Linked DNA regions of Homo sapiens: region 2 is linked to region 1. Evidence: read pairs that join two places in POLR2A ChIA-PET (ENCODE). Cell type or tissue: MCF 10A. All regions are shown on one strand. Links, peaks and the distances in the headings refer to the core of each region. The heading gives the core; the rest is flanking DNA. Region 1 has its middle 130 kb from the start of LINC01370. Region 2 has its middle 180 kb from the start of LINC01370.

What was found. Peaks named below come from ENCODE experiments on the same cell type or tissue, not always from the same donor. Only the 100,000 strongest peaks of a DNase experiment are listed, where the experiment ranks them.
Region 2: POLR2A ChIA-PET joins it to region 1 with 5 read pairs; 3 of 35 experiments call an interaction of 5 or more read pairs at or near these places.

Annotation. Positions count from the first base shown.
Region 1 is chr20:39,869,469-39,886,228 of GRCh38, forward strand. No RefSeq gene overlaps it. Among named protein-coding and RNA genes, the nearest start is that of LINC01370, 130 kb to the right of the region's middle. In MCF 10A, for the core only: a CTCF peak has its summit at 11,643 (motif pointing left); DNase peaks (open chromatin) are centred at 9,523 and 11,623.
Region 2 is chr20:39,816,808-39,833,567 of GRCh38, forward strand. No RefSeq gene overlaps it. Among named protein-coding and RNA genes, the nearest start is that of LINC01370, 180 kb to the right of the region's middle. RefSeq lists an enhancer at 9,217-9,346. In MCF 10A, for the core only: no CTCF peak of the experiment used is centred there; a DNase peak (open chromatin) is centred at 8,934.

The sequences.
Region 1 (16,760 bases), core at 7,628-12,627:
GGTTCAGTTGAGACACAGGTAAACTGATGTACATCTCATATGGATTACTTTTTTGTGTGTGAAAACAAAATTAGATCTCATGTCATTAGCACAGGAAATGGAATATTTTGAAAATTATAACAATAGCTAATCTTTATTGAACAGTTATTCTGTGTCAAGTACTGTTCTAAGCAAATATAAGCATTAAGTAATCTATTTCTCATAACAACTCAATGAAGTATTGTTCTTTTACTACACCCATTTTATAGATAAGGAAATTCACTCACAAAATATTAATTGCCAGTGCTTTTCTTTGGGTAGAGAGATTATGGGTATATATTTCTTAATATTTTCATATTTTATAAGATTGCCTATGTGGCTTTTATATTTACAATATAAATGCTATTTTAAAAACAATGACAATATTAGGCTTAATTTTCTTTTAAAGAAACCAGAAGTATGGCTCTTGAATGTGACATTTACCAAACCCCGACTCTGCTAAGGCATTTGCAAAGGCCCTGAGGCCATCCTCCAATATACCTTAATGGCACATAGACTTGGTGGTATAATCAACCAAATTAGATCAGTGCCTGCTCTTTGCCCTCTGAATCTCCAGCTTTGGTGGCACCCAGATCAGTATGACAAACCCTTCTAGGCTTCTTTCTATGGAAAGTCTTATGGGTGGTTTTTCGCTGGATAACTGAGTGCTCTTGGAACATGCTGTTGAACCTCCCTCACGTCACCCTCCTGTAAAAAGGATGTGTTGGTTGAGTATCCCCCAAAGTCTGACTTTGAGATAGGAATTTCAGCATAAGTAGTTTATCTGGGTTGCGACCCCAGCAGGCACAGTGAGGGGGTGGAGAAATGAGTCAGGGAAAGGAAGAGAGGCAATAAAAGTGGTATTAACTAGTGTGTTATCGCTACAGGAAGATGGGCCTCAATTCCATTGGGGACTCCTAAGAGCCTGTGCAGAACATACCTTGGAACTGGCCTGCTATGGGGCAAAGAAGTTGGAATGTCATTCATCAACATCACCAACTTTTATCCTTAATTATTATAAGGTTACCCTTGGTGGTGTCAACACCTTCAGGTTTCTGGGTGTCCAGCGCAGTGGGCCACAGTTCTCCTGTGGCCAGAGGACATTCTGTGGCAGAGAGACACAATTTCCTTTGACGTATATGGGGATTCTTGTTAGGTGACCTCTGGGGTAAGCTGATGGGGGACAGGGCCAGACACCAACAGTATCTGCTACAGATGTTAAAAAAATAAATAAGATGACACATTTAAGGATTTAGCATATAAATGCTTAATAAATGCTAGCTGCCATAATTAAAATGATAGCATTAGCACTATCATAACTAGTGCAGAACTCATATTAAAATCCAAGTTTTGTGAATTCTGGTCTCAGAGTATTTTAATTAATGGGGGAATCTTCATGTTTCTTTTTCATGGTTGTATTTCCCTCGTTTAATCTTTATGTTTGTGTAAACTAACCCTCAGTTCTCCATTCTTAGGGTAGGAATAATTAAATGGGAACCATTTTTGCAGACTAAATTTTCCATCTCTGAAATTCTGTGCTTCACCTTAGGAAAACCCCCAAACTAACATTAGCTACTATTGTTGTTTTATTTCTTTAAGCCATGCCACTTATGGCTCTGGGGTCAGGAGATAGACATCTTGTTTTTATGAAGGCTCCCAAGGGGTGAACTGCAGTCAAACCACGTTTCCCTGGAAGACTTCAAGCCATTTTAGCTGCTCAATGGAGAACACATCCCAGGATGCAGGCAGGTTTCCAAGACAACTGGGGGTTTGATTGTTCATAGAAGGATGGCCAAAGCAGCTGCATATTGGTGCTTTGGAAGTCTCAAACTATTCCACAAGAGCTTTGAGTTCTGTAAATCCAAAACATATTTGCTACAAATATTTTTCTTTTCATTTTTTAATCACATATATATTACAAGGGAAATATATTCCATCTGATTTTTTTTACTCACTTATATTGTCCAAATGAAATTTTGAAATGTATTTGATGTTCTATAATTTAAAGAAAAATTCACTATAATGGAAAAACATATTTGGTAAAAGGCAAGTGCTTCTGCTCTTCATGCTGCTAGTGACTGTGGGTCACTGAAGTGGCCTCAGAGTCAACACAATGAATTGGCCATGTCGTGGATTCCTTTGAAGGATGGTTCCAGCTCTCTCAGTGGCAGATACAATGGGTAACAAAGGGCTCATCTAATTCTATTAATCACAGAAACTTGGCAAAGAGAAGAGTATGGCATAAAGAGGTTCAAGGACCTGAAATACCAGTGAGTCCAACCTCACTTTATTTTACAGCTGAGGAAACTGAGCCCCAGAGGGGAGAAATTCTTTGCCTAATGACACATGGTTAATTAAAGGCAGATTTGGGGTCATAAACTTAGGTCTCCTGAGACTAGGAGCAGGGTACCAGTATTCTTTCTACTGTCTGTGCTGTAAAGCATCAAAGCACAAATACAAAATCTGACTGCAAAACTGAAATCACAAGTGTGTTCAAGAATCATGGGCTGTTATGAATTTTGGAGGAACAGGGAATACAGAAGTTTTAAAAACAGACTCTCCTTCAAAGAGCACAGGCTCTGGGGTAGGCTGTGATGTGCTCCTGTTGCAATTTTACTACCTCCCTAATGATAATGACTTTGGGAAGTTACTTAACTGCTCTGAGTTTCTGTTTCCTAATCTGAAAAATGGGTTAAAATTAGCATCCACACATCAGATTGTCATGAAAGTTAGATAAAAACCTGGATATAAAAACACTTGCTACAGTGGCTACCATGGAGCAAATATTAAAAATAAAACAAATAAAAACCTTTTTAAAAAAAGTATTACTATTAACATTATTATTCAATGATCTTACTTTCCAGGACAGTGCTTCCTAAAACTGTGTTTTGTAGAACACTAATACCAGACGATGGATGTGAATTGATGTTTGGGTTTGTGTTTGTTTGTTTGTTTTTGTTGTTGTTTTGAGACAAGATCTCACTATGTCACCCAACCTGGAGTGTAGTGGCATGATTATAGCTCACTGCAGCCTCAAACTCTTGGGGCTCAAGCAATCCTTCCTCCTCAGCCTCCTGAGACTACAGGCAAACACCACCACATCCTGTCCAGCTAATTTATTTATTTTTTGTATGTGGAGACAGGTTTTCACTGTGTTGCCCAGGCTGGTCGTGCACTCCTGGCCTCAAGCGATCCACATAGGCCTCCCAAGTGGGATTACAGGAGTGAGCCACCATGTCCAGTCTGTGAACTGATATAACAAACAAATAAGTGCAAAGAAAATATCCTATATTTCAGTGTGTTTTGAAAATACATACTCCACTGTTTTCTTGGCTATTCTTAATGCATAATATGCAACTGGTAGTCTGTAAGAAAGCATTCAGGAGAGAACACTATTAAATTGTGTTGAATGTAATGTAACCAAAAATCATGTATTTTTCTTTTTAATAACATGCATAAATTAATACTGTATGCAATAGCATTCTGTTATATATCAGTTATGAGAATGTCAGTGTAGGAGAGATAATAGGTAGACACAAAGCTATAATGCACATGGATCATGATCCATCATCAAAAGATGTGTAAAGGTGACTGCCAAGAAGCATTCCTCTTCCAAATGTGTCTGCTTCATGGATTCTTCATGAAGGAAAAATTATTACAGCAGAAGAGGGTTAGGGGTTACTCAGAGATTGAAGTGAGGAAGTTCCTGGACACAAAAGTAAGAAAGTGCTGAGGAAGTTTTGGAGAACAGCAAAAATCCAACTTTACACCTTCAGCAGTGGGCAGGATTTGGGGGAAGCACTGGCTAGAGATTGTGGGACCAGCTTATCTTCCTTTTCTTTTCCAAGGGCCGGAAGTATGCAGGGTTTATTTTTACATTTACAACACCTAGTGCAGGGTCTGGCACTAAGTAGGACTCAATAAATGTGCACTGAGTTGAGACCAGATCTAAGTGGATGTGAAAAGCCATGACAAGGAATCTGGATGCTATTTGGCAGGCAATGGAGAGCCCTTGAAGCTTGCTGCTCAGGGGAGTGACATATTCAGAAAAGTACTTAGAGAGATCGGTTTGGCACCAGGTAGAAGATGGAACCAAGGAGAAAGAAACTGGAGGCAAGAATAAATCCAGAATCCATGCACTATTTTAAACAAGAAGCAACTGAACTCATGGATGGACAGAGGAGTGGAGATGCAGACAAAAGAGCAGCTGCAGAGGTAGAAAACTAACAGAACCTTCAGTAATAATATTTCTTAAGTTAAAAGAGGAAAATTAACAGGGTTTCATCAATGATTTCTTATTGTGCAAAGAAAAAGAGATGAATCTTGAGACTCTGAGCTCTGGTTCTCTTAAAAGTGAGAGAATGGTAGTGTCAAGGACAGTCAAAACGAGTGGGGAAAGTAGACTGTTCGAACTGTGTAGAAAGATGAGCCCAGATTTGAACTTTGAGTCAAGCTTGAGGAGCTGACAGGAAATAGGGCAGATAATCAGAAAGAACTTGGAAATGTGCAACAGAAACATGGAGGATAAATTAAAAATGAAAATGTATATCTGGGATCCACCTGCATGGAGCTGAGATCCGATGTTCCGTGAGTAGATAGGAGGGTGATTTAGAGACTTGAGGGAAAGGAAAGTGAAAGTCAGGAGCATCATTTCCCACCATTGTCCACAGCTGCAGCCTGACACAGCTTGTTCCATGCCCACCCCCTGGAGGCAGATGGCTACGTGCAATCACACCGCTGTCCAGTGCCTGAGTCAACCCTTTAGCTCTGGTCTAGCTCCCCCTAGGGGTGGAGTTTGAGCATGGTCTTGCTGTTTTGTCTAGGGGCAGCCCTAAACACTCACCTGCCCACTCAATTGAATTTTTTCCCTGCCCCTGTAGTTGTCTTCAGAATGCAGTCTCCTAAATAAGACTACTTGGATTTGAACTTCAGCACTAGAAGAATGGAAGAGTTTTTTTTTTTTTTAACTTCTCTCTTCCTTTTCATAAATAAAAATAATATGTATGTGATAGTGTTTGCTTATGAAGAGTAAATGTAAAGCATTTGGAAAATTCTTGACATATAGTAGAAGCTTAATATATTTTTCCCATTATTATCTGTTTTATCACACCAGTTATTTGTGCTTAGTACTGATGCCTGGGCTTATGACTCAGTTTTCGTGAAATTATTAGAAACCTGCCCTGAAGCTCTGTTCCCGTTGCAAAACAAACAAAACTCAGTTTAACTTGGGTCACCTCCAGAGTCAGGCTCTTGTCCACCCTAACCCCTGTTTCGAGACTGTACTGACTCTTGTCATCATAGGAGAACAGAAACTTCCGCACCCCTCCCATCACTCACTCATTTATTAATTTATTGAATCACCCATTCAACTAAGATTTATTAAGCATTCACTTTGTGATGGGCACTCTGTCTACAACTACCAGGTAACACTATCTGGAAACTGAGGTAGCCATGCCTTTGCTATTCTGGACACTGTAATACTGTAACCCTCCACTGCAGCCACCATGACAGCAGGAAGGATTGACACTCTATCCTCACATGAATTTCCAGTGTGCTTTGAGGTTGAGCCACCAAACTCCTCCAGCAAACTGCCTTCTTTTATTTATTTATTTATTTATTTATTTATTTATTTATTTATTATTATTATACTTTAAGTTTTAGGGTACATGTGCACAATGTGCAGGTTAGTTACATATGTATACATGTGCCATGCTGGTGCGCTGCACCCACTAACTCGTCATCTAGCATTAGGTATATCTCCAATGCTATCCCTCTCCCCTCCCCCCACCCCACAACAGTCCCCAGAGTGTGATGTTCCCCTTCCTGTGTCCATGTGTTCTCATTGTTCAAAATGATGAGTTCATGTCCTTTGTAGGGACATGGATGAAATTGGAAATCATCATTCTCAGTAAACTATCGCAAGAACAAAAAAAACCAAACACCGCATATTCTCACTCATAGGTGGGAATTGAACAAACTGCCTTCTTATATCTCCCCAGACTCATGAGCAAATGGTAGCACAGGGTAAAAGCCCAGGAAGTTCATGCTGATGCCTTGGGAGGATACACAAGAGGGTCAGTACTGCTTTTACCCCATGATGATGCAGGCAAGAAGACATCCATCCTCCCATATCTGTTTACATCAGCCCTGATGCCTCATAAAACTTCCCCCCATACAGTCATTAACGAGGTGGTAACAAGGATATCAGGGGCCCAGGGGAGACACTCTGTTTGATGTTCTGGATGAAGGAAATGCAGACTTGCTCTTTGTGAAAGTATGAGGGCTAACTTGGAGGCCTGCCTGACAGTCCCTGTAAGCTCAGACATGAAGTCAGGGGAATACAATTGTGTGAAAGAAGCAGAACAGTGAAGTGTTGAGATGGCAAAATTTGGAAGCCCAAGGGCAGGGAGCAGAACAGGAAAAACAGGCATAAGAGTTTTCCATGTGGGTAACATAAAATGATTAGTGACATCCACATCAACAGAAGGCTCCCTGTTCTTTGCTTGTGGTGTGTTTTTGTGTAGACATCCACACTTCCGATCCACAGTGAAGCCTACAAAGGGGCTGAGCACTCTTCCTGCAGTGAACTTATACATGTGCAATTGTACGTGTCTTTATTTTTCTCTTTGTTATTTGTGCTGCATTTAACCCTATGGCTGGAACATTATAAATGTTGAAAACTTTGTTGAATGAATAAAGAAATAAATGGCTCAAAGATGGGACCATTTAGCAGGAAGAAGGACCTGCCAACCTTCTTTTTCTCTTTTTTGTCTATGGAACCAGACAAGGGCAAAGGATAGGGAAGTGGCACTGGGGAATTCCACTCTAGAATGTCCTTGAGACTCCCAGTCATTGGTAGGGCTGATGCTTACCGGACCTTCTGGTGCCAAAGATCAATGTCACCATAACCAGGGTAATGTGGGGAAGGCAGACCTCAGTCCTCAGCCCAGAAATGGCAAGTTCTTCTCACCCCACATCCTCTCACACTCAGGGCTGGCAGCTTTTGAATGGGGAAGGACCCTTTGTTCTACCCAAAGATGATCATCTAAATCAGACCAACAGTCCAGCTGGGACATCCACATATACCTTAGTATTCTCTAGTATTTATTAGAAATTGGGCAACTCTTTACCTTCTAGGAACAATCTGCAGTTGTGTGGAAGGATCATTGACATTGTAATATCGACAGCAAATAGCTTTTGAGCACTTATTTGCGTGGGATACTTTTAAAATCTTCTACAGCCATTATCTCATGTGTCATCACAACATCCAAGAGGCAGGAACCTTTACTCCTCTTGTTTAGTACATAAGGAAAATGAGGTCTGGAGAGGTAAATTAACTTTTTTATGGTTACAATGCAAGCTATTGGCAAATCTGAACTGAATCCAGGAATTCAGCCTTCTAAGCAACGCTCTTAAGCATTGCACTGAATAATTAGACTCATGTTTATATCTAACTTTACATCTAGCACTAGATGACTTTGTGGTTTTAGGTCTATTACATGCACTAGCCTCCACTGTTCTTATCTATAAATGGAAAACATAGTGTGTCCCACGATTCTTGTAAGGATATGTGCTAGACACCTCATCAGAGCAGTGTCCAGCATATAGGAGGTTACTTTCATTCCCATCACTTTGGTCATTAGGAGAAACTCATGAGGAATGTTTTGGTCTCCAGTTCTGCCGAGTCTGTCTCTTCCTGGATCTGCGAGTATATATGATGGTACTCTTTTCCCCTGGCAAGAGAAGGGCAGCTGGGAAACTGTTGCCTCTCAGGATAAAGGAGAATTATCTTCGAGGAGTGCCAAGTGCGTGCTTATTCATAAAACAAACATTTATGGAGCTTCAACAAGAGTCTGGGCAGCAGCAACTATAGCGTCAGGGACTGTGCAGTTGGTTCATTAGAAGCTGAAGCCCCCCTGGAGGCCTGCAGGGAGCGGGCCTGGAAGGGGGAGTGGAGTGCAAAGGCCAGCTGGTTCTCTGGCAACAAAGTCAACATCGCCCCAGATGTCTGCCCTGAGGTTGAGGCCATTAGCTCCAGTTTACCTGTTCACTTCATTTTTCAAAATTAGCCACAAAAGCCTCCCACGGAAACACAATGGGCAGCATTTCTCAGCGGGGGCAAAAAGAAAACAAAGCATATCTTTCCATGCACTTGTTTGGAGTTTCTGAATGTCCCCCAGAGCCCTGGAGGCTTGGCAGGCACGATTTGGATTGCTCCCACATGGATGTCTGTGGAAGCCCCACTTTTCTTTCCTCTCCCAGATTCACCCCAGCTAAGGCCAGGCTGTCCCACCCCTGTCATCAGCCTTGCCTGAGCACCCCAACCCTAAACCCAGGAAGACAATGACTTTCTCATTTTCTTGCTCCTTTTTCCTAGGGGATAATATTACAGTTTAAATTCCTGGGTTGACTTTGAGAGTTGCTGGGAGATGGTATTAGCTTTCAACCACCTGATTTAATCTCTTCTCTCACTCCCACCTTCCCCCACTGCTGTTCAGACAAGGCAGAGGGCAAAGGGGAGAGGTGAGGAGGTTAAACGCTTGACTGCAGAGACATCTTTTCATCAGGTTTTGTTGAGAGCAGGGCAGACAGGAGTAGCCAGGGTGTCCGTAGGGCAATGACAGCTTGTGTCTGTCTCTTGCTGACTGTACAGCCCCATATGAACTTATATGGGAGAAATGGGGAGAGAGGGCCAAGAGAATGTAATGATGAAAAGAAAGATGAACAAAAATATAAATACTGAAGTATAAGGCTGTGCAGTTGGAGCTGTCCAGTGCAAAATACATTTTTGCCCTAAGACAGTTCTCTCTAACCTAAAAATCAATAGAAAGTTATGCAATAACCTACTGTGTGCTAAAAAAAAAAAAAAAACTTGCCCCAAATAAAAATAAATTGAAAATATTGGTAGGAGAAAAAACAGCTTCTTTAAACACAGGCCAAATGCAAAACAAGTGAAGAGAGAACCCTCAGATGTGATTTATTGGTTTCTATTTTTAATCTTTGGGGAGTCAAGGGAATAGGAGAGATGCCAGGAGTTTGGAAACTGGATACAAGGAATGTTTTTATTTACACATGATTTAGCTACTAATTAAATGTGTCGTTTACTGTCTATCCTGCCTGGAATGTAAGTACCAAAAGGACAGGGACTTCTGCTTGCATCTTTTCCATTGAAATATCCCAGTGCAGAGAAGTGTGTTCGATTTGTAGTAGGTTTGGAACACTATGTGTTAATTGAGTAAATGACAGGAAATAGAGGTGAGTCTGCAGCTTCCCTCAGCAAGGTGTTTTTCAGGACTACTGTTTGCAGGCCAGGTAATTGTGGGGGTCTCTTCTTGGTTTGAGTCTCTATTTGGAGCTCCCAAACTTCTCTCCTCACTATGTGTGTGTAATGTATGTTTTCTTGTCTTTACTAAAGAAGTTAGTGAAAGATTTTAGTATCCTCTGACTCACCATCCTCCTGACTTCAAGAGCTCTTTCTTTCTGCGTCGTCCTTGGCTCTGGTCTTAAACTCAAGCTACTTTGGGTAGTGTAGTAGGCTGAACAACAGGCCCCAACAGGCATCAGTTCCTAATCCTTACAACCTTAAGTGTTCCCTTATTAGGGAAAAGGATCTTTGCATATGTGACTAAGGATCTTGACCTGGGAAGAATATCCTGTTTTATCCAGGTGGTTCTTAAATTCAATCATAAATGTCTTTATAAGAGAGAGAAAAAGGACATTTGATAAACTCAGCGATGAAGACAATGTGAAGATGGAGGCAGAAATTTAAGCGATGCAGCCACCAGAAGCTGGAAGGGGCAGGGAAGGAATTCTTCACTGAGCCTCCAGGGACAGTGTGTTCCTGCTAACACCTTAATTTTGTCCCAGTGAAACTGATCTTGAACTCTGGCCTCCAGAACTATGAGGGAATACATTTCTGTTGTTTTAAGACACCCAGTTTGGGGTAATTTGTTTCAGCAGTCATAGGAATCTAATTCAGGAATGCTACCCTACTCTTTTCCCTTGGAGCAGAGCTAAGGGCTTAGTCAGAGGTAAGGCTGGTCAGAACTGAAGAGAGACTGGAATTAAGGACAAGAAGTTGGAACTGGGGGCTGGTGCAGTAAAGTAAAGCCAGTTGCTCTAAGACACGAATGGTGAAATCTTAATGCTGTAACACAATATACATTTACATATTGCTCTTATAAAGCCCGGTTGGCAGCAATGGTGAGGGTGGAGATTCTGTTTCATGAGAAGGACTCAACTGATGGAGGCTCAGCCATCCTTACTGCATGATTTTATTGTAACTTTTGAGTTCAGTGGTACATGAGCAGGTTTATTATATAGGTAAACTTGTGTCATGGGGGCATGTTGTACAAATGATTTCATCACCAAGGATCACCGAGGTATTAAGCCTAGTACCTTTTATTTATTTTTCCTGATTCTCTCCCTTCTCCCACCCTCCATCCTCCAATACAGCCCAGTGTGTGTTGTTCCCCTCTATGTGTCCATGTGTTCTCAACATTTAGCTCCCACTTATAAGTGAGAACACTTTAATTGATGACTTTTGAGGTTGTCTTGGGCATCTGCATCAAGGACTCAGATGAAGATGGGGGAAAGAGGGGGGCCAAAGGGTATTTATAATCCAAGCCTGCAAATGGCATACATTACTTCTACCCATATTCTATGAAGTATAACTTAGTCATATTACCCCACCTAGATGCAAGAGGTCTGGGAAATCTAGTTCCTGCTAGGGTGGCTATATTCCAACCACAATTTTATATTATGGAGAAGAAGCATGAGTTCTTAATGGACAACAAGCCAAGTTCTCAACAAAAAGAGAGAAATGCTACAAAGGCAAAGGGACTAAAATAAAAACAGGGTAGTTTAACTCAATATGAGTTTCATTTCAAAAGTCACACAAAATATTATGAAGTAGAATATAAAATTCACATGAGTTTTTAAGATATGAATAAAAAACATAAAGCAAATCTGCCTTTATTATTCATTTTTGAGAAGACTTCTCATCCAGTAGGCTTATGTATCTACTCCCCTATGCCTTGCACTGCTGAGAATGTAAACACAGAGTCTGCAACCAGCAAGACCAGGGTGCACATTCTATTTCCTTTACTTACTTACGTGTGTGACCTTGAGAAATTATTTCACTGTTCTTAAGCTTTTATTTCTTTATATTTGGGAACAGGGGAGTTTCTGGAGGTCACACTATCTTCAGGATACAAAGACGAGATATAGAGAAGAAAACTGCCTAAAGCATGCGCCTGTAGTCCCAGCTACTCGGGATGCTGAGGCAGGAGAATCACTTGAACCCTGAACCCAGGAGACAGAAGTTGCAGTGAGCTGAGATCATGCCACTGCACTCCAGCCTGGGAGACAGAGGGAGACTCCGTCTCAAAAAACCAAACAAACAAACAACAACAACAAAAAAAGAAAAAAACAAAAAACAAAAACAAACAAAAAACTGCTTAAAGTATTTATTTCTGCACCTTCAAGAGTGGGATGAGTCAAGATCATACTTGAAATCTGAGCAAACATAGTTGAGTGGCCAACAGAAACTACAATGCACATACCTCACTTCCTGATTAATGGGCCTCCCTCCTGGCAAGGATGCTAGGAAGAGACACTGGTAGCCTGGTGAGTGCCACCTAGGGGATGCATGGGGAGCAGTTTGTGGGTGCAAAGAAAATGATGAGGTCGATGATTTGCATTTATAAAGAATTAACTTGGCTGGGAGCGGTGGCTCGTGCCTGTAATCCCAGCACTTTGGGAGGCCAAGACAGAAGTATCGCTTGAGCCAAGGAGTTTGAGATCAGCCTGGGCAACATAGGAAGACTCCAGCTCTACAAAAAATAAAATAAAATAAATTAGTGTGTGTGGTGGTGTGTGCCTGTGGTCTCAGCTACTCAGGAGTCTGAGGTAGGAGGATATCTTGAGCCCAGGAAGTCAAGGCTGGAGTGAGCTATGATCCCACAACTGTACTCTAGCCTGGGTGACAGAGTGAGACCTCCCTCAAAAAAAAAAAAAAAAAAAAAATTAACTTGAGACTATCTGCTCCAAAGAGCTTCTAGATACTGTTTTGTTTATTTGTTGTTTGTGCCACGATCTCGAGAGCATGTAGATAATTAATCCTGAAGTTGCACATCCGCATTCTATCTTCTGTTCAATTCATTCATGTAATTAACCAGAAGGAATTGTGATATAAGAAAAGAATTTTACAAAAATGCTGCTCTTCATGGGACAGTTAACCTAGAAACGGAACTGTCTATTGCCTGCAAATATTTGGCTTTTCCTCTTCTTATTACCACCCAAAAGGGGTGGCTTTACTTATAGGGCTACCTAGAGGGGAAGAAGAACCAAGTCAGGCTAAAAATCCATGACAGAGAGTCAATGAGTCAATGAGTCAACACACACACACACACACACACACACACAGACACACACAATATTTAATAACTCTAATAATTGATGATAATATGAAAGTCTGGAAGTGTCTATACAATAAATATGTTAAATCTGACTAAAATTAAATGAGATAGCAGAAAATGTAATAAAAATATGATATAAAGAAAGAAAAGAACCAAATACTACTTCTAGAAAAGAATAGAGAAAATAAAGACTTTTTTTTTAAAGCCTTCATGAACAAATTAAACACCAGAATAGACACAGCTGAAGAGAGAACCTATGAACTGGAAAACAGATCTGAATGCAGCACTACAAAATAAAAAGGTGATTGATATGTATCGTCAGGTCTAAATTGCAAGAGATGGCCAACACTGGTGAAAAAGTAGTCTACTAAGAAGCCTGACAACTGCACTGAGTAAAATATGAGGCATGGTTTGGGACAAGATGTTCAGAACTAATACTAGGAACATGAGTGGGAGCTGGAGTTTTGTTTATACATTGTTGCATAGTGGTGGCATTCCCTAACCCCAATTCTGTGTGACCATGATCTTTTTGGTACTGTGTACATGCAGTCTCTCACAGAATTACTTCAACTGGTGGTGTTACTGAGAGACACTGAAACAGCAATAGTTTATTCACTGAATTTTTCTTTAAACACAGATCTGTATATTAGTTTTTTAAAAGAATATTAATAATAAAATTATATTTTATATGCCTTCTTAAATGGTGTTCACTAATGTCAGGCTTAGGAGAAAATATTTAAGATTCAGTAGGAACCTAGTAAAACTAGGGCTATAATTATAATGGAAACTGCATAAATCGCTCCCTCTCTTACTCCTACAGCCAGCAAGACCTCTTAGGGAGTTCCAGGTGGATGGGAAAAGGGGACCAAATGAGTTCATCACCAGAAGCAGGCCTCAGAAGAGAAGGTAAGACTCACTCATCTCCTGGTGGGCATATTCTTGCACATAAAAAGGTCAGTATGTGAAAGGAAAGTTCTTGGCTACTAACGCTGCAACCAGACACTTCCTGCTGAAAAATCTCAGAAACCCCTCACTCTCACCTCACACTATCAGGGCTGCTATTTTCAGCTGTCCCTCTGCCCTATTTGCCTTCATGCCTCAGAAGGCACAGAAATCATAGCCAAAGTTTGAGCTGACAAATGTTCATAAAACCAAAGAATTCCCAAGCAGGATTTTGAGCTTGACCTTAGAGCAGTTGGTCAAGTTGGAGATATATTTTTAATGTAAATATTTCTGGTAACATGAGCTTGGGATTTATGCCAGCAAAGCTTCTGAGGGGCCTTTTCTCACCCTGTGCTCTGTGCATAAGTTTCTCCTTCTTAGACACTTTTCCTCTGTTTAGGAACAAACTTTGTTTTATGATCCCTAAAGCAGTTAGCAAACTGATGACTTTTCTAAAGCTGAGGATGAAAGACCATATAACAGGTTGCAGAGATTAAGTTGAGGTCCTTAAGAAACAGCTTCTGGTCTAGATTTGACACATTTGCAGACACTTGGTTCTAAACTATTGTTAAGCATTAGAAAAGCCTTGCTCGCTTATGCACAATACATTCTAAAATGGACTTGAGGTAGCTAAAACATATAACATTAAGAAAGAGCGTTAGAAATATACAAACAATCAGAACCTTTGGAGAATTAATTATGCTAAATTTAAGACTAATGGAGTTATTACATTTGGGTAATGCTTTTGAGCTTCCTGGTGGCCAGAGTTAAAAGAAAAGTCTAACAAAAAGAGGAAATAGAATGATTTTTAGGGAGAAATAATATATTATTTTTCATTTTATGTATCTTGCCACAGATACAGTTGAAAAGAAATATATTACATAAAACCTTCTAATGGGGGCACTAATAGGTACAATGGAAAACGCCCTCTGCAGCAACGTTAAAACTAAGACAAAATTGGTTTTTAAATGTTTGTTTGATAAATCAACTTTGATGTTTAATAAAGAACTAGGGTACATAGAAATTATTCAAAAATTAGTTGTTGAATGAATGATTAAAAAGATTTAAAAGTGTTCATTTTATTTAATGACCCGATAACTTCTGATGGAATTAACCAGACACTATTTCCTGGAGTGATGGTAATGAAAACCAAATTGGAGTAAAGTTCTTGGAAATGGATGTAGTGATGCAGACACCTTTTTGAGAATGCTGCTGTTAAAAAAACACAGAAAAATAGAGGAAAGTAAAATCAAAGATTTTTTTTTTTAAGAAAAGAGAGATTTGAGCAGATGATATTCTGGGAGGATCCACTGTAGAAAGAGTGCAAAGTTAGGGATGAAACAAAGTTGAATGGCATCTAGAGCACAGGTGGGTGGAGGAACTGGCCTCAGACAGAAATATGGAACCTCTTAGAGTTGCTTTTGATCTGGGTTTGGTAGCATTACCTGCATTGTATTTCCACCAATGTGAACAATTTTATGATTTTTTAAATGAGTTATACTGAACTTTGCTTTCAGATGCCGTTAGGGAAACTGTGGGAAAAGCAGCTAATATTCTCTCTCCACCCTCCTTCAAATGGGGCCATTTTCTATTCCCTTTTAATAGTTGAATGATTTATAATAAGGGAAACTGTGGGAAAAGCAGCTAATATTCTCTCTCCACCCTCCTTCAAATGGGGCCATTTTCTATCCCTTTTAATAGTTGAATGATTTATAATAAGCATATATTACTTTTTAAGTAAAAATAAGTCATAATAACATTGCCAAAAAAATTTCTTCAAATGATATGTTCCCCTTTGAACATAGGTTTGTGTATTCTCTCATTTGTTTGAGAAAGGCCAATGACCTCAGATAATCCTTGAAGTTAGCACTGATTTTCTGCTTAAAGATGGCATTGTTTTGAATTGTCTAACAATGGGTAATCTAAATATTATTTATTTTATGTTTTTGGATATAAGTTTTAGGAGAATTAAAATACATGAAAACTATGATTGAATATAGGAAGACAAGTTGTATAGTATTTATAGGAGAAAATTCCAGCAATAGTCTCAATTGTTTGAGACTTCTCACTTTGTGATAAAAATTGCTCCTGTCATCACTGTCACTGATCTTATAGACAATAATTTTATTTTCATTTTTAGAGACAGGGTCTTGCTCTATTACCCAGGCTTGAGTGCAGTGGCATAAGCATAGCTCACTGCAACCTCGAACTCCTGGGCTCCAGCAGTCCTCTTGCCTCAGCCTCCCAAGTAGCTAGAACTATAGACACATGCCACTATGCCTGGATAATTTTTTTTGTAGAGACAGGGTCTCGCTATGTTGTTCAGGCTGGTCTTGAAATCCTGGGTTCAAGCAATCCTCTCACCTCAGCCTCCCAAATTGCTGGGAATACATGCATAAACCACAGTGCCCAGCCAGGGTCTTTAGATTAGGAGATTTATATTATTTCAAACAGCAAAAATACGCTTGACTACAGACAAAACTGAATTTTAATTAAATCCAAAATGGATCATTGAAAATTTGTTTATTTTTTCTGTACACACACACATACATACATGTCAACACAGGGGCATAATTTATCTTCCAATTGTGCTACTTTTTACAAAAATAGTAAGAACCAAATGTTTAAGAGTGATTTATATTTTCAGTACTGATCTGTATGTTTTGTTCCATGAAAACTATGAAAAATTTTGCAGTTTCAAATCTCAAACTTTTCTGAGTAATGGGTATAGTGAAATTCTTCCATGGTCATGTTAAATGTTTGGGCAAAAGCAGAACATGCTTGAAGGGATCATGCTGTATAAATGTTCTTCTTTCTTTAGATGCTGCAGTAAGCCTATCTCTGCTTCTCAGCTAGTTTTAGAAGTGGCATTCTTACCATCCTCAGAACAATACTCAGATAGGTAAGTGGAGGAAGCTGCCTACAGCAAGCAAGAGTTTTAGTTGACCTTACAGAAGAAGAGTACTGCTGGTCTCCCATCCCTTCCCTGTTTGTCTAAGACTCTGAAATTAAAGGCTGATAGAGTGTGTTTCTTGTTGGATGCACGGCGAAGTTCATCATGTTTAGCCTACCTGCCACTGGGCAACCTAAAACCAGGTATCAGAAGAAAATAAATAATAATCCTGGCGGAGAAAAGTGAAGAGAGGAAACTAGTGAGAAAGTTGTGTGCACAGGTGTGCCTATGTACTTGTGCATGTGAATACCAGTGGGTTGTTTGTTGCAGACAAATGTCAGTTTAATAGGCACATGGCAGAAATTCCTACCACATGAGTTCTCTTTCAGTTTGCTATGGAAGACACAAAAACCCGTGAGCCCATCTTACTGGAATGCAAACGCCCTGAGAGCCTGGCACGTAATAGCTGCTCAGCAGGGGGCAGTGTG
Region 2 (16,760 bases), core at 6,877-11,876, 53 kb before region 1:
CTTCTCAATCAATATCCCTAAAACAGTGAACCCTCTGACCTCTACCCTTTAATTAGCTTTTCCTGTCCTTAAGGTTCATATAAATGAGCTCATTCAGTGAGTTCTCTTTGTGTCTGGCTCCTTTTGCTTGGCAAATCTGTGAGTCCCATCAATGTTGTATGATAGACTACAATCATTTGCTCTATTCTGTTGATGGACCTTTGAGTTGCTTCCAGTTTGGGGCTATTTGAATTAAACATTTTTATAGATCACGAGGTCAGGAGTTCAAGAACAGCCTGGCCAACATAGTGAAACCCCGTCTCTACTAAAAATACAAAAATTAGCTGGATGTGGTGACACGTGCCTGTAGTCCCAGCTATTCAGGAGGCTGAGGCAGGAGAATCGCTTAAACCCAGGAGGTGGAGGTTGCAGTGAGCCAAGACCACACCATTGCACTCCAGCCTGGGTGACAGAGTGAGACTCTGTCTCAAAAAAACAAAACAAAACAAAACAACATTTTTGAGCATTTTTGTACGTGTCTTCTGATGAATACACAACTTGCATCTCTTGAGGAGGGAGATTTCTGAATCATAATGTAGGCTTTTGTTTAGCACAACAGCCCACCAGTTTTTCTTTGCATTTCGTAAGGCAAGTTGCACCATTCTTGTCCCAGATTGGAGGCCAACTTTTCTTCAGCAATGTGGCAGGGTGGCCTGTACTATGGGTGTATTAGCCTGTTCTCATGCTGCTAACAAAGACATACCTGAGACTGGGTAATTTATAAAGGAAAGAGGTTTAATTGACTCACAGCTCCACATGGCTGGGGATTCTCACAATCATGGCGGAAGGCAAATGAGGAGCAAAGTCATGTCTTACATGGCAGCAGGCAAGAGGCCATGTGCAGGGGAACTCCCCTTTATAAAACCATTGGATCTCATGAGACTTATTGACTATCACAAGAATGGTGTGGGAAAGAGCCACCCCCATGATTCAATTACCTCCCACTGGGTCCTTCCCATGACACATGGGAATTATGGGAGCTACAATTTAAGATGAGATTTGGGTGGGGACACAGCCAAACCATATCAGTGGGCAAGTTCAATAAGCAATGAATGCTTAAGTACCCACCAGAGCACTGAAGCCACAGAGGTAGGAGGACCAAGAATAGGCATCTTGGCTGGTGACACTCAGACGTCAAGATCCAAATCTACAGTTTCTATAGAGGAAAGCTTCCACTGGCAGCCAGGCCCCTGCCTTCAGGGATGCCTCAGGCCCTGAGAGTTCACCTCTTTCTCCTGGCAATGTCAAGTTCCACATTTCTGAGCCAGGCAGAGGAAATTATTTGTGAATTTATGACAGAGAAAATATTCTTTAAACAGAATCTTCCCTGATTATTGGAGCAAATTTGGCTGCTAGGAACTGCTTCTCCCTATTAGCTCATTGGGAACAGAGGGGAGAGCCTCTCACTCTGCTTAACCCCCTATGGCTCTGTTCCTTGCCAGAGAAGGGGCCCAATAAATGCTTGACAAGTTAAATGGAAATGATTTTTCCCCTTTTAAATGTCTCCTCACTATGGCATGTCATTTATACAGGACGAAGCTTTTATTACATTCATCCTCTTTCCTCCTACCTAATCCTCTTGTCTTTCATCCTCCATCCACCTGTCCTATTGCATTTGGGACTCAACATGTGACATGGAATAATAGTGGTTAAAGCATTAGTTTAAGGGCCAAAATGCCCATGTTCAAACCCTGTTCTGCCCCATAATAGCCACTAGATCTTTATCAAATAACTGTACTATATCACAATTTTTTGTGTAAATAAATAAGTTAATATATATAGAAGTGCTTAGAATTATGCTGGGTTAAGGCCTACATAAGTGTTACCAAATATTATGTGAGAACCTACAGGGGAAAAAAAAGAAGGGAACCTCTGTTTAGCCAGAGTTCCTCCTCTATAGAGGTCTTCTACTCTGAAAACATCACCCTTAATTATTCCCAAAACAGTCTGCAATAGTGAAGGATACCAACCAGTAATCCCTCATGTCTAATTATACCCTTAAAACTTGCAAGCACCTTATATTCAGAATATATTTGAATGCTTACAGAAACCTTTTGAAAAAGAAGAAGAGGTAGTATCCCTATTTTGCAGGAACTAAAGTTCTTGGGCTTTCTATCATGCAACCATCTAATCACTCATTCACCCATTCACTGATATAGAGATTGTGTTAAGCCCCTCCCAATCCCAGTCCCCATCCCCCGCACACTGTGTGCTACACCCAGTTCTCCTGCCTGGTCAGCCAGAGCCCAGGTCTTCTAATAGCCATCCTGCTCTAGTCCTACCCACCAGACCCCAGCCCTCTGTGAGCTTTTATTCGACTACTCACTTCTCCATCTCTCTTTTCTACCTCTTCCTCATCCAGACTTTCATCACCTGAACATCACATTCACTGCATTTAAGTTGAATGGCTTCCTAACTTAATAACTTACATAAAAATTATGCATTTTATTGTATACTATGTGTTTAATATTTAGCAGAAAGAATAACAGATAGAAAAAATGAAAGAGTAAATGAAAATACAGATATACAATAAATGAAAAAGAGAGTCTATATTTTACCACTCTGGATAATTGCTATATCTCTAGAGCAGATATGTATATGTGTATGTATAAATTTTAACAAAATTGGTATTGGAATACACATAACATTTTAAAACATACTTGTAAACTTTAATATCTATCTTTCCATGTCAATACATATTTATCAACCAAATCAATTTTAATTGACTGGACAATGTTGCACAGTATAGATATCCATTGCTTAATTTGACCTGTTATTGAACAGTAGGTTATTTCCTTTTATAGAAATGTTTTGCTAGTATAAACAATGCTAAGATAAACATCCTTGTATATACTTTTATGTTCATATCCTTAATGATGTACTTTAAATAAATTCTAACTGGTGACACTGCAGTCTTATTTTTAACACTTTTGATAGCTTTTGTAACACTGTCCTTCAGAAAGACTATGCTAGTAAAAGGGTACCCACCACATGCCAGCACTAGTAAGTATTATGTAAAACAAATAAAAATAAAAACTAGGCCAGGTGCGGTGGCTCACGCCTGTAATTCCAGTACTTTGGGAGGCCAAGGCGAGCGGATCACGAGGTCAAGAGATCGAGATCATCCTGGCCAAAATGGTGAAACCCCATCTCTACTAAAAATACAAAAATTAGCTGGGCCTGGTGGCGCACTTGGGAGGCTGAGGCAGGAAAATCGCTTGAACCCAGGAGGCGGAGGTTGCGGTGAGCTGAGATCGCACCGTTGCACTCCAGCCTGGAGACAGGGCAAGACTCCATCTCAAAATAAATAAATAACTAAATATAAAATAATAAAAACTTTATCAGTTGGATAGAAAATGTATAATCTATTTTAATTTGCATTCATTTTGTTACCAATCAAAATGAATATGTTTTCATAATCTTATTATTTTGCAAGTCTTTGCCCATTTCTTTATATTTTTATAGTTGATTTATAAGATCTCTTTTTATATTGAAGATAATAAACACTTATTTTTCACATATACGGCTGATACTTTCTCCATTTGAAAAAAAATTTTGTGCAGCCATGCATGGTGGCTCACGCCTGTAATCCCAGCACTTTGGGAAGCTGAGGTGGGAGACTTGCTTGAGCCTAAGAATTCCAGACCAGCCTGGGCAACATAGCAAAACCCTGTTTCTCCAAAAAAAAAAAAAAAAAAAAAAAAAAGCTGTGCATTGGGGCATTGCAGTGTGCATGTGTAGTGCCAGCAGCTACCTAGGGGGCTGAGGTGGGAGAATCACCTGAACCAAGGAGGTCAAGACTGCAGTGAGCTGTGATCACAGCACTGCACTCCAGCCTTGGTTACAGAGTGAAACCTTGTCTCAAAAAAAAATTATTTTATGTTTAGTTGCTAATTTTAAGAGACTTCAAATATTTACGTGTCAGTTTTAGTCATTATGTTTTCCAGCTTTTGTGAAAGACTTAATAATGTCTTTTCTAGCCCAAGATGTTTTTATAGTTTCACTTTAAAATTTAACTTTTTAAGATATACATAATTTATATTCTTTTATAGTGAGACATAAAAAGCTAACTTCTTCTCTGTTTGCTTAGCCAGTTCTCTCTGATCTGTGGTTAAAAATCCACTGCCAGGCAGAGTGTGATGGCTCATGCCTGTAATCCCAGCACTTTGGGAGGATCGCTTGAGCCCACAAGTTCAAGACCAGCCTGGGCAACATAGCAAGACTCTGTCTCTACAAAAATAAAAATAAAAACTAGCTGGGCATAAGTGTGTGTGTGCCTGTAGTCCCAACTACTCAGGAGGCTGAGGTGAGAGGATTGCTTGAGCCCCGGAGTTCAAGGCTGCACTGAGCAGTGATCATGCCACTGCACTCCAGCATGGGCGATAGAGAAAGTCCCGGTCTCAAAAATGAAAAAAAACAAACAAAACCCTTTCATATAATATCACTAGTTGTTTGAATGCTGGTCCATTTAGCCTGTGACAGCTTGGCTCCTCTTATCTTCCTCCTTCCTGTTTCTCTCATCCCTTCATCTTGGGCTCCCTCTTCACGTAGCTTTCCACCTCTCCTAGAAACCCTTACATGTTCAAGCCTTTATGTCACTGCATACCCAAGTCCCTCTGCCCTGCAGTGACTTCTCTCCACTCTCACCCTAACCCCTTCTACCAAGAAAACCAGACATCTTTTAAGGTTTACGGAAGGTGCTACCTCTACTCTGTGCCCTTTAGTTCTCCAGATATTAACTTCCTCCTCAGGGTTCTCACAGGAATCCATATTTCTGTTGGAGCCTTGTTCTGGTGAACAGTAATTGACAGTGGACTTTGGGCCCTTCACTAGCAGTTGCCCTACCATATTTATCTCTATAACCTCAGCTCTTTCGGCATACAGTAGGTGGTAGAATAAAGTTCCTTCATTGAACAAATTAACAATCGACTGGCATCTCAAAAAACCTACCTGACTCTATAGGTAGACTATAGCAGGGATATTTCTTGGTTTTCTTCCCAGTATCTCATTACTGGGTTATCCAACAGTATGCTAAATTCCAATAGGGGAATTCATTTTTCTGCCATACCCTACTGTGCATTTGAGGTGAGACTGACTGGCAGCCCAGGGTGTCTGATGGGCTTAGGACAACCTGCCTATTCCATCATGGCCACAGTGATGACTTCTGAACCGAGCATGTAACCCAACCAGCACCTTTGGCCTGAGAGGATGTTTTCTGAGTTTGCAAGGAAAGGATGGCTTATTCCTTTGTAGAATGAAATAAGAAGCCCCTACCTACCCAACATGCACACAGGACACGAGGGAGGAATGCTATAAGCCTCAGCAGTTGGTACTCTTCCTCAGACCTACAGAAGAGCTTTTCAGAAATGTTGCCCACAATAAACAAGCAGAGCCAAGAAAAACTAGGCAGAAACCCAGTCGTTGTTATAACATTTAAGTACTGGATCATATTGCACCTGAAGTGGGTACCCCTGGGCTGTTTAGTTACATGAACCACTGCATTCCCCTTATCAATTAAGTCCATTTGAGTTAACGTTTCTCTTAAATGTAACTATAACAGTCATAACATATATAAGGTTATTGGATGGCTAAAATTACAATGAGACATGAAGGAAACGTGGGCATATCAAAACAAAGGATAGAGGAGAGAAGCAAGAAATGGTAAATTAATGCTGCAAATACTAATGGTGACCATCACCAAACCATGGGAACTAAGATTTCTAAACAGTCTTCCAGATACCAGATCATTGTTAGCAAAGCAATTTCCTATGTATTTTATTAGTTTCTTTGAAGTATATAAAGTTTCTTGCCCAGCTCTTGGCACAGAGTAGTCCTCAAAACCCAATAATTTTCATAATCCCACTTTCACCCAATCCCCCTCGGTCGTAACAATCAACAATTCATCTTAGGATAATAAAATAACCACTTGAAAGCATGAGTTATTGTCTTTGACTTTAGAGAATTCATGGAGTTTAAGAAGGTGTCAGATGGAAAAATATAGAAAGTTGACTCGTTCCCCAGATGAATGCAAAAGTGAAACACCAAGTGATTGTTTTTAGAGGAATATGAATCATCACAGCCCTGGGAGATAAAGCACAGTGCAAAAGGAAATGTATCCAGATCTTGCCAATATTGATATTCAGCCAGTACCAGACACTGGGGAGACAGTGATGGAAAGTCAGACATTATACCTGGCCTTTTTGGGTACCTCATATTCCAGTGGAGAAACCAAACAATAAAACTAAATAGAGTAATTTAACTTTTAATAAGCTGTGTGCCTAGGGCTAATTTGGGAAGGTAGTCATGGAAGGCCTCTCAGCATCGAAGGCTTGGCAGTTGAGTTATAAATTATGAGAAAGGGCCAGCCAGGCAGAGGTCTGGAGAAGAAGAACCCAGGCACATGTCCAGCAAATATGAGGACTTCAACTATGAAAGGAAAGAAAGAGAGGCACAAAGTACCATAGGCATCCAAAGAGGGCAGACATAGCCGTTTACAACTTGCAAGGGCCTGGAATGTGGTTATGGTCAGAATCCTGCAAAGGATCAAAGCTCTGGGCCCCCAAGGAGGGGTTATGTCTGAGGCTGACTAATGTCTTTAAACCTGGGCCAGCAGTGACCACAGAGGAGGCTGAGGCCACTGACATCGGCATGACCCAGGCCGGCAGATGCTGACATTCCTTTACTATGTGATTCCCACAGAGCTGGGGCTTTTCATCACGAATGAGCATTATTAGTAACCAGACTCAGGGGAGGGAGGGGGACATGTATGCAGGGAGTGAGAGGCAAAGGGAAAGTGGGAGAAAAACAGGGCTGGACACATCATGGTGCCAGGGACCCAAGGTCAAGGGGCGAGACCCTCAGGCTCGATGGCATTTGGGGTGTGGGACACTTCTGGCTGCAGGGCCCTCAGCTGCCTAGTTTAAGACTATGGGTTGTGTTTAGGGGTTACCACCTCAGTCTGGGAATGTCACTGTTCCCCTGAGACTAATATTTCTCAAGAAGCTACTGTTTCAGTCACTGAAGCCAACAGGGTCTCTACATGGGGTGACCATAGGATGTGCCACCTAAACTGGGACTTTTCAGGGTAATAGGGAGTGGGATAAATTCTAAACCCAATAGAACATTGAGACAACTGGCATGAACTGGGCCAACTGGGATGGACGGTGGCCTTGCTCATACCTCCCTGCTCTTGCGGAGGCAGTCATTGACTGACTTATTAATGTGTGTTGGGTGTTAAGAATTGCGCACGCTCATCTTCTCCTTTAAGAGGTAAGCAAATAGTAGCCCTGAAGAGTCAAGAATACTCAGGGGCTCAGTACGAAAGCAACATAGTATTCCAGTTAGAGTGCAGGTGCAGATTTGGATACTCCTTGCCTCCAATCTCACTGCCACTGTTTACTCTGAGCAGGTTGTGTTGCCTCTCTGAGCCTCAGTTTGCCCATGTGCAAAATGGGAATGATAATAATAATACTTACCTTGCCAAGTATTATAAGCTTGAATTGAAATAATGATGTAAGGAGGTTAGCATGGTGCCTGGTGCATAATAAGCAGCCACAAATGGCAGTTAATAGGATTAATTCTCAGGGATGGAGAACCCTCTAAAAGGTTGCATCAGGACTTTGCTAAACAGGCCTCTAACAGAACCTCATTCTCCATCCTCTGGGTGCTCCTCCCAGGGCCTGGTGTATGCGTCTCCTTTAGAAGGAACACACACACATTCTTCTGCCCAGGGCATGTCTTTCCCTACTTTCCAGAGGAAAATGTCCTGATTCATTTTCCCTGTCAGGAGGCTGGAAGGAACAAGCAAAAAGAAGGAGAGAATTGAGGTCATTGGTCCATCCACACATAAGCTCCAATTCAGTCTTTCCAGGGAATCACTCTGGATTTACTCACCACCAAGTGACAGATGAGAGCAACTTAGTAATTTGAAAACCTGGGAAAATAACATGTATTCTGAGATGTTCCCAGTGCTGGTTTGGAATTACTGAGCACTGTTCATTTCAGCCTTCAGCAGATCATGCCATCCTGAGTTGGAGTTGGCAGTTCTAGGGAGGTCCTGAGATTAACCCAGAGACTGAGACTGGACTCCAGGGAGTCACAGCCCAGTTCAGGCCTTAGCCAGGGTCCAGACTGTGCTTGCTGGGTTTTCAGCTTTTCCAAAACCTGTATAACCAATCCCTGCCTTGTTGTCTATCTTCGATTCTTAGCAAGGTTCCTGTTTCAAGATGCAACCACAGAGTAGAATCAATGTAAAAAGACATCTATACAGGGAGCACTGTGAAACACACAGAGGGCTACAATCTATTATTGCCAGGTGCTGGAAGATCAGGAAGAGCTAAGTAGAAGAGGCATGACATGCAAATAGGGCCTAGGAGGATGAGGATGAGTAGAGAGTTTAAGTAAGAGTGGAAAGGAAGGACATTGAAAACACAGGAACACGATGCACACAGGTAGGAAGACAAGGTGGTGTTGGCAGATAGATCATATATACATGGGTAATGCCTGGGAGCAGGCTTAGGAAAAAGCACTGCCTCAATTTGTTCTCTTATTAATTAGTCTAGTGTCTTTCTTAGTCACAGACTGTGATATCCAGGGTCCAAGATGACCTCTAATGATCTCCTCCTCCTGGTTTTCTTGTCTTTGTGTGGTCCTTACTCCCACTTAATAGGGCTGACCATGAGCCAATACGATGTTGTCAAAATTAAGGTGTGACTTCCAAGTCTAGATCATACGATATGTTTCCACTTTGCTCTCTCTTGGCTCCTAGCTGTGGGTAAAGACAGCTACCCTATCATTAGGACACTCAAGCAACCCTACGGAGAAGACTATGTGGTGAGGAACTGAGGCCTCCTGCCAATAACCAGTACCAACTTGCCAGGCATGAGACACCTTGGGAGTGGATTTTGCAGATCAGGCATGTCTTATATGAAGGCACACCTGGCCAATAGCCCATTTGTTGCTTCAACAGCCAAAACCACCCAGCTAAGCTGCTCCTGGATTCCTGACTCCTGGAAACTACATGCCAGTAAATTACCTTTACTTTAAACTCTAAATCAGAATAGACTATGTTGTGCCTTTTTTTCTTGGAGCTTCCACACAAAGGGATCTTCATCATGGACTGTTTTGCCACAATAAACAGAAGATCTCCTGGGGCATATTAAAGGGAAATGTGTCCTTAGATAACCTGGAAGCTAGATGTTTGTCAATGTGGCTTCATGTGGTTGCTTTCCTCTGCACACATTCTGCATTCTCCTCTATGCAGCTCACTTCCTTTGTACGGCTGTAAGTTTCCATTTACCTAGAACTTGCATTTGCCTATGGTTTGTGGTGGCAACCCTGGCTCTAACCTTACATGACGTTATTGATCCAGAGTCAATCTCAATCTTACCACATGTTTTGTGAGCTTACTTTATATTTTCAAGAACGAGGATGATTGGCTCCTCTTGAGTCAAGTACCTGCCCATGAACTCTTCAGGTAGGACCAAGGAGCAGTCACCCAGTATACACATGGCTCCTTAGCTTCCTTCTTTAGGAATGGACTGGAAGAATCATGACCAAATGAAGGGTTATAGATCTGGCCAGCACTTCAAACATTGCCATGTGTAGTACATGTAGCCCCAACTAAGAACTTCCCAGAAAACCTGCTGCAAGATCAAGATCAAACACTCTCTCCATTTTTATGAACACACTAGGGTGTGAAACTTTCTCTCCCGAATAAGAAGAAACTTGAAACAAAATCCTGTTGGTAGCCAGGCATTAGGATTCATGACTCAAGACCCACATTTTTACAAAAGCAATTCCAAACTCTCAAAATCAATTATGCATCATATTATATCCTCAGAATAAAATAAATATACATCCCAGAATTAATATGAAGGCATAAACAACTGCTGACAGCCTATAAATTGTATTAGGAAAACTTTGATAAACTCTTACTTTTCCACACTTCCCTCAACCTCATGACAATAACTGTTTAGATTCAACACATATCAGGGGCATATGCAGCTGGAAGTAAGGAGAGTTGGAAATAAATAAAAAGGAAAACAGCAAGAGCAGGAGAAATGAGCAGAAGGTTAATGACTTTAAAGGGGAAAAGGTCACAAGAAGAAGTGAATCTGATAGCCCTGGAAAACACCCTTTTTCCTTTCTGATAAAGGAAGGTAGCTAGGAGTGTCTTTATGAATTTACTTTTCATGCTTTCCCTCTGGTCCTTAGCAAAGAGGGGGAAATTCAGAATGAGCTATTATTTACTCAAGAAATAGTTACTGGACATCTGAAGGTGTCAGAGGCGTTCGAACCAGAGCAACTCCATCTTGAGTGAGGGCTAGGAAAATGAGGCTGGGACCTGCTGAGTTGCATTTCCAGAAAGGTATTCCTAGCCTCTAGATATTTACACTTAAGGGAACAGATTGATAATGTTTACTAAACAGATCCAGACTTGGGACTCTCCGAATATCCCGATATCTTGAGAACAAAGGCATTCCTAATTTTGCTTTAAAGATAATAATATTGGCCAGACGTGGTGGCTCATGTCTGTAATCCCAGCACTTTGGGAGGCTGAGGTGGGTGGGTCACTTGAGGTCGGGAGTTCGAGACCAGCCTGGCCAGCATGGTGAAACCCCATCTGTACTAAAAATACAAAAAAAAAAAAAAAAAAAAAATTAGCCAGTGATGGTGGCACATGCCTGTAGTCCCAGCTATCTGGGAGGATGAGGCAGGAGAATCAGTTGAACCCAGGAGGCAGAGGTTGCAGTGAGCTAAGATCATGCCATTGCACTCCAGCCTGAGCAACACAACAAAACTCCATCTCAAAATAATAATAATAATATTGATTCTTGCAAAATATAGTAATTAAGAAAACCAATCCTTTGTCACAAACCCTGTAGCAGAGCACGTCTCCCAGTGATCTTCTCTTATCCTGTATATAAACAAGCATTGTACCTAGGGTGGACATATTCCTCCTCTTACTTTCAGGAACGTCCTAGTCTGTCTATGGAGTAGCTGTTCTTTCATCACTTTACTTTCTCAATAAATGTGCTTTCTCTTTGCACTGCGGACTTGCCCTGAATTCTTTCTTGAGTGAGATTCAAGAACCCTTTCTTGGGGTCTGGATCGGGACCCCTTTCCTGTAACAGAGGGACTAAATGGAGTCATGATCTCAGGCAACTTAAAAAAAAATACAGGAGACAGTTGAACAAACAATTGAAGAAAAATAGGTTCATTGCTATATCATGGGCATTGTACAAAATTAATTATGTGTCCAGGAAGGTGGGGGGATTGAGCTCCTCACTCTGTTGAATGGGTTCATGGAAAGGGCAGTATTATGGGTTGAATTGTATCTCTCCCCCAAAAGTCCTAACTAACCCTCAGTACCTCATAATGTGACCTTACTTGGAAATAGGGTCATTGCAGATGTAATTAGTTAGGTTAGGATAAGGTTATTAGGGCCCTAATTCAATAGGACTGGTATGTTTATACAAAGGGGGAAATTTGAACACAGAGACATGCACACAGGGAGAATGGCATGTGAAAATGAAGGCAGAATCAGGGTGATGCTTCCACAAGCCAAATAACCCTAAAGATCATCAGCAAACCACCAGAAGCTAGGGGAGAGGCACGAAGAGATTCTTCCTCAACCTTCAGAAGGAACCAACCATGCTGACTAACACCTTCATTTTGCATGTCCAGCCTCTAGAAATATGAAAGGATAAATTTCTGTTGTGTAAGCCACCCAGTTTGTGACACTTAGCTATGGCAGCCCTAGCAAAAGAATACAAACATTTTATAGTTTCTAAAGATTAAGAGAAGACTAACCTGCTAAAGATTAACCTTCAGGCTGAGGGGGCCAGAATAGGGCTTCAGTCACTTGAGGAGGGTAGACTTTGGGAATATGAGAAAATGCCTCATGTTGTAGGAGTGCACGTTAGAGAGGGATGCAAAGTGTGGCTGTAGAGAAAGAGAAAGGGAATGAATTGCGAAGGCACGTGTTGGGATGTTGCAACATTTTTAAAGGAAAGCTGGGGAAAAGAGAGGTATTGAGGCATCGGAATCACGTGAGGGCTGCTCTGTGATAAGTCTACAGTATACCTGGTAATAACAGATATCCAAAAGCTATTTGTTGAATGAATCAAGAAGAATTGGCTACTTCAGTGCAAATAATCAAGCCATGGGACATCCAGCATCAGGCTCTACCACATAGCCTATTGCATGAGTGTTCCAGGTGTTTCGTAGTCCCCTGGTGAAAGAAGAGCCCCAAAGGCAAGACACTCATTTTCCCTGAAATGAAAAGGTCAGCCCTAGCAAAGGGGAGGAAGTGTTCCTTGTACCTCTGTCTTCCCCATGCTTCCCTGCCTTTCCACCTAACTCGCTCATCGAATGTCGTTTAGGAACCATGGGTTGCCAAATTTCTCTTTAACCTGAATTATATGTTTGGAGACAGAAAGTGTAAGATGGACTGAGAAGCCAGGAGTAGTAACCAGTAGGTGGAGAGATAGTGACCAGCCCCTGGACCCCTTCAGAGGACTTGCCCCACCTCTGAACTGCTCTTTCTGAAACATCTTGCTTTCTGCACAAATCATGTTGTGGGTCGTGGTGGGAGCCAGAGGGGGGCAGCCTTGCAGCAAAATGCCTGGAGGCTGCATTAACTTCTTTCCCTGACAACTTATATGGCAGCTAATTTATATGCTACCTCCTATTAGTTTGGGGGAAAAATATAGCTAACGATAACGAAGAGAATGCCATCTATTTCTTTAGCTTAAACATGCCTGCTTCAGTGGTGAACAGTTGATCTCTAAGCTTGCTGTTTTCAGGCTATAAAAGCTGTTTATTTCACTCTATAAAAGAACATTTGAACTTATATAGCTATTTAAGTTTAAATGTTTTAGGGGAAAGAAAAATGCAAGGGGAATTAGCAAAGAGAGGCTGAAACCTGATCTGGGCTGCGGGGTTTGCATAGAAACTTCCCTCTTTGGGAATCCCCCCTGCCTGCCCCCAGTACACCCACTGCAGCACCAGCCCACAGGAAATGTACTGAGCTGAGTGTGATTTCAACATTAGTAGTCATTTCGGCAAAGCTCTCAGAGTCAATCATTTCTCATGCGCTGGTGTGATTTGCATTCACTGGGGACCCCTTGGCTCTTAAAAAGCTGCAGCTGCCCCAAAGAGGTGAAGGACATTAACAAATCTTTGTTGTTTTTCTCTTAAAAACTGTGAGTTTGCATGAGGGATCTGGGTAGAAATGTGCTTCTCTGTGCATCATGGGAGGCTGCTGCTCTGTTGGCTCTGAGAATGACAGATAAGTCTTGAGTTTTTGACAAATAAGCTGCTTTCTCTTGAGGAGTGCTCAGACTTCCAGTTAGCCACCAGAATGCTGGCCTTTATGTCTTTCTGGAAGAGTTAAACATTCTCCAAACAGGCTGACCATGCATCTTAGTTTGCCCAATACAATCCCAGTTCATGCCTGTTGTGTTCTTGGTGTATGTTCAATGGTGCTTCCTTCACCCTTCAGAATGTCCTGCTTCAGATCATACCTTATATGACAAATCTATTCCTGGAAGTCTTTTCTTGCATTTTAGGCCACATTTGCACCCAATTTGGGGAGATACAAGTGCTTTGGGATACAGATGAGTTTGAGAGGTGAGTTCTCTTGGTTTGGGTTCCCATAAGATCAGCTCTGAGTCAATTGTGTGCAAGTAGCGTATTTGGGAGGTGCAGAAAACACCTGTTGGCAAACAGGGATATAAGAATAAAAGGACAGCAACTAAAATAGGTGCCCTGGACATCTGGAACTTAATTCTGCTGAGGACACTCTGGCAGACAAAGAATGCCATAGAATCATTTCTCATGGTGGGTGAAGATAATCCCAGGGGTGTTATTTCCATTACTTCCTGTCTGCCTGCTAGAGGGCAAAGCAGCCTTCAGCTGCTTTGGAGAAAAGCTACAACTATAGGAAAGAAGGATGAAATGGAGAAAGAAAACACAAGTGTTATCGAGTATCCAAATGTTTCCCAATCTTTCTAGGCTTAGCTTAATTGATACATATGCTCCTTCAGCAGGGTCATCTTCATAATGAAATTATTTTAAGTGCAATTGTTTAATGTATGTCTCACCTGCCAAACTATGATCTTCATGAGGGCAGGACTGCATAGGTTTTCTTCAATATGTTCTTTGAACATAGTATGATAATATTTGTCAAATGCATCAATAAATAAATAAATTGTGTCAGTTGTGTCATATACTCCATCACTCAATGTTTTCCATTCTATGACGTAACGATTATAATCTCCAATTTGTAGGCAAGAAAACAAGAAGACTTCTCAATATTATGTTGTTAGGAAATACAAATCTAGGTCTGTCTTACTAATTCCACCCTCTTCCAGTATAGTCTTCTGGTAAAGAGGAGTATTGATAAATAAAGATGTTCCCACTTTTTTTTTTTTTTTTTTGAGACAGGGTCTTGCTCTCTCACCTGGGCTAGAGTGCAGTGGAGCAATTATAGCTCACTGAAGCCTTGAACTCCTGGGCTCATGCAGTCATCTTGCCTTGGTCTCCCAAGCAGCTGGGACGTGTAGCATGCCACAGTGCCTGGCTAATTTAAAAAATGTTTTTGTAGAGATAGGGTCTTGCTATGTTGCCCAGGCTGGCCTTGAACTCCTGGCCTCAAGCAATCCTCCCACCTCAGCCTCCCAAAGCACTTGGATTACAGGCATGAGCCACTGCGCCCAGCCAAGAACTTCCCATTCTTGCAGGCCTCTTTGCATCTCAGCATGTTGTGTTCTACAACCACACATGCTGCCTAATCCTAGTCTGCCACTTCATATACTCTTGGCCCTTCTCCAATTTACCCTCCTATTTTAGGGTGTCAGACTCAAGCCTGCTGTAATTGTTTAAAGACTTAACATGGAAAAGGATAATGTTTTGTTTGTTTTAATCTTCAGGCAAGGGAGAAAAAGCCAAAGTTTCAGAAGCTAGTGCTTGCCTTTCCCACGAATGATTCTGCTCCTGAAAAAAAAGGAAAGGCACTTAAGGATTTCTGACATCATTTTTTTCCCTTCTTCATTGTCAAAAGTCTGGTCAAGGTTTGATGGGGGGCGGGGTGAAGTGAGGTGGGAGAGTCGAGCGCTGTGCTGGTAAATGTTCAAAAACCAGCTCCCCTGGAACAAACTTTCATTTGTAGCATATGCCACTTTCCATGGTGTGAACTTAAAATTGACCACTGTGGCCAATTTTAAGCTATCAATGTTGAATCACTGAATGTGAATGTTGAGAATGGACCCACAGTACTACAACATTATATAGCATTTCCATCACATGGATATAATAGATGTAAACAACCTCACAAGCATGGATTGCAGTACAATAATTGAAAATAGTGAATTTTGAGTATTTACTTATTACCTTTTAAAATGCAGTTTATTAGCTTAAAGTTTATTAATGTAATTTTTATTAACAGCTGCATCTAACAACTAGAACACAAAATTTCTGTAAGTTTAATCGTCAGCTCACATGGGCTGCTACAGCTACACCATTTTAGAGACTCTCTCTTGAGTAAGTCCTTTAGTTTGTAGATTCTATTCAGATCTTTGTCCTAACTTCAAATGAGTGAGATCTCCAGGTGAAATTGGCCAATGGAAAGTGGTTCAAGATTATGGCTGGACAACTGGAGAGTGAACCATCTTTTGATGCTCTCAAAGTTTGAGACACTTTGTGTGTGAGATATTAGGCTTGCCACTACCCTCCTCCCTAATGAATTATTGGCCTTTTGTGACCCTGTGTCTCTGGAGGCTGACTCCTAAGGAGTGCACTGCTCAAGGTCCTTTGACCTTTTGCTTCTTGCTAAGCTCAGAAAAAAAAAAAAAAAAAAAAAGAGGCACTGGCAAGATACATGAAATAAGAAGGAGAGAGAATTGGGAGTATATATACCCCTACTCTCTCCCTGCCTCACTGCAGTTCTGACATTAGCTAAAAAGGCTCCTCTTAGGTGGGCATGTTCCATGGCTCTCACTAGACCAGTCCCAGTTCCCTCCCCTTGGCTTTCTCTATAGCTGCTTCCTGGGTGCCCCACCAACTTTCAGTCCACACCTCTGTAAACAGTCCCTTTATTAAATTCTTTCCAGCTAAACAGTTTTGAGTGTGCCTTGTTTGATAGAAGCACCCTATATGATATACCAAGTGCATATATCCAGAGTAATATATCCAACTGCATTGGTCTTTAGGAAACCTAATAACCTAATTGCTCATATGGGGAGCACATTTCTACGTTATATTCTATTATGCTCACCCTGTCACGTCCATACTATTATCAATGTCCAGTTATCAATGATCAGTGGGAAAAGGGGACACAGACAATTAGCTTTCCAAATATAGGGCTTTCTTAACTCCCACATGCAACTTCATCCACCCAGTGAGCACACCATCAACTCACCTTGACTGGTTGGCTGAAAGTGGCTCATGCTTTGCTTTGAGAACCAGGATTTGGCTCTAATATTAGGCACAGCCTGTCCTGTGGGACTTGTAATGAAACCAGGCAGCTGCTAGGGCTCTCTCTTATAGTCCCTATCTTGTTCATCTGGCACAACAGCTATTTCTGAATTCTGCATTTTGTATTCTTCTTATGGACACCTTTCTCTGGCCTGACATTCTTCTTGGTCTATTGTCCCAGACCCACGCACGAATTCAGTTGTCAAAACATCTAGGAGCCAATGCTAGGTCATTAAACTAAC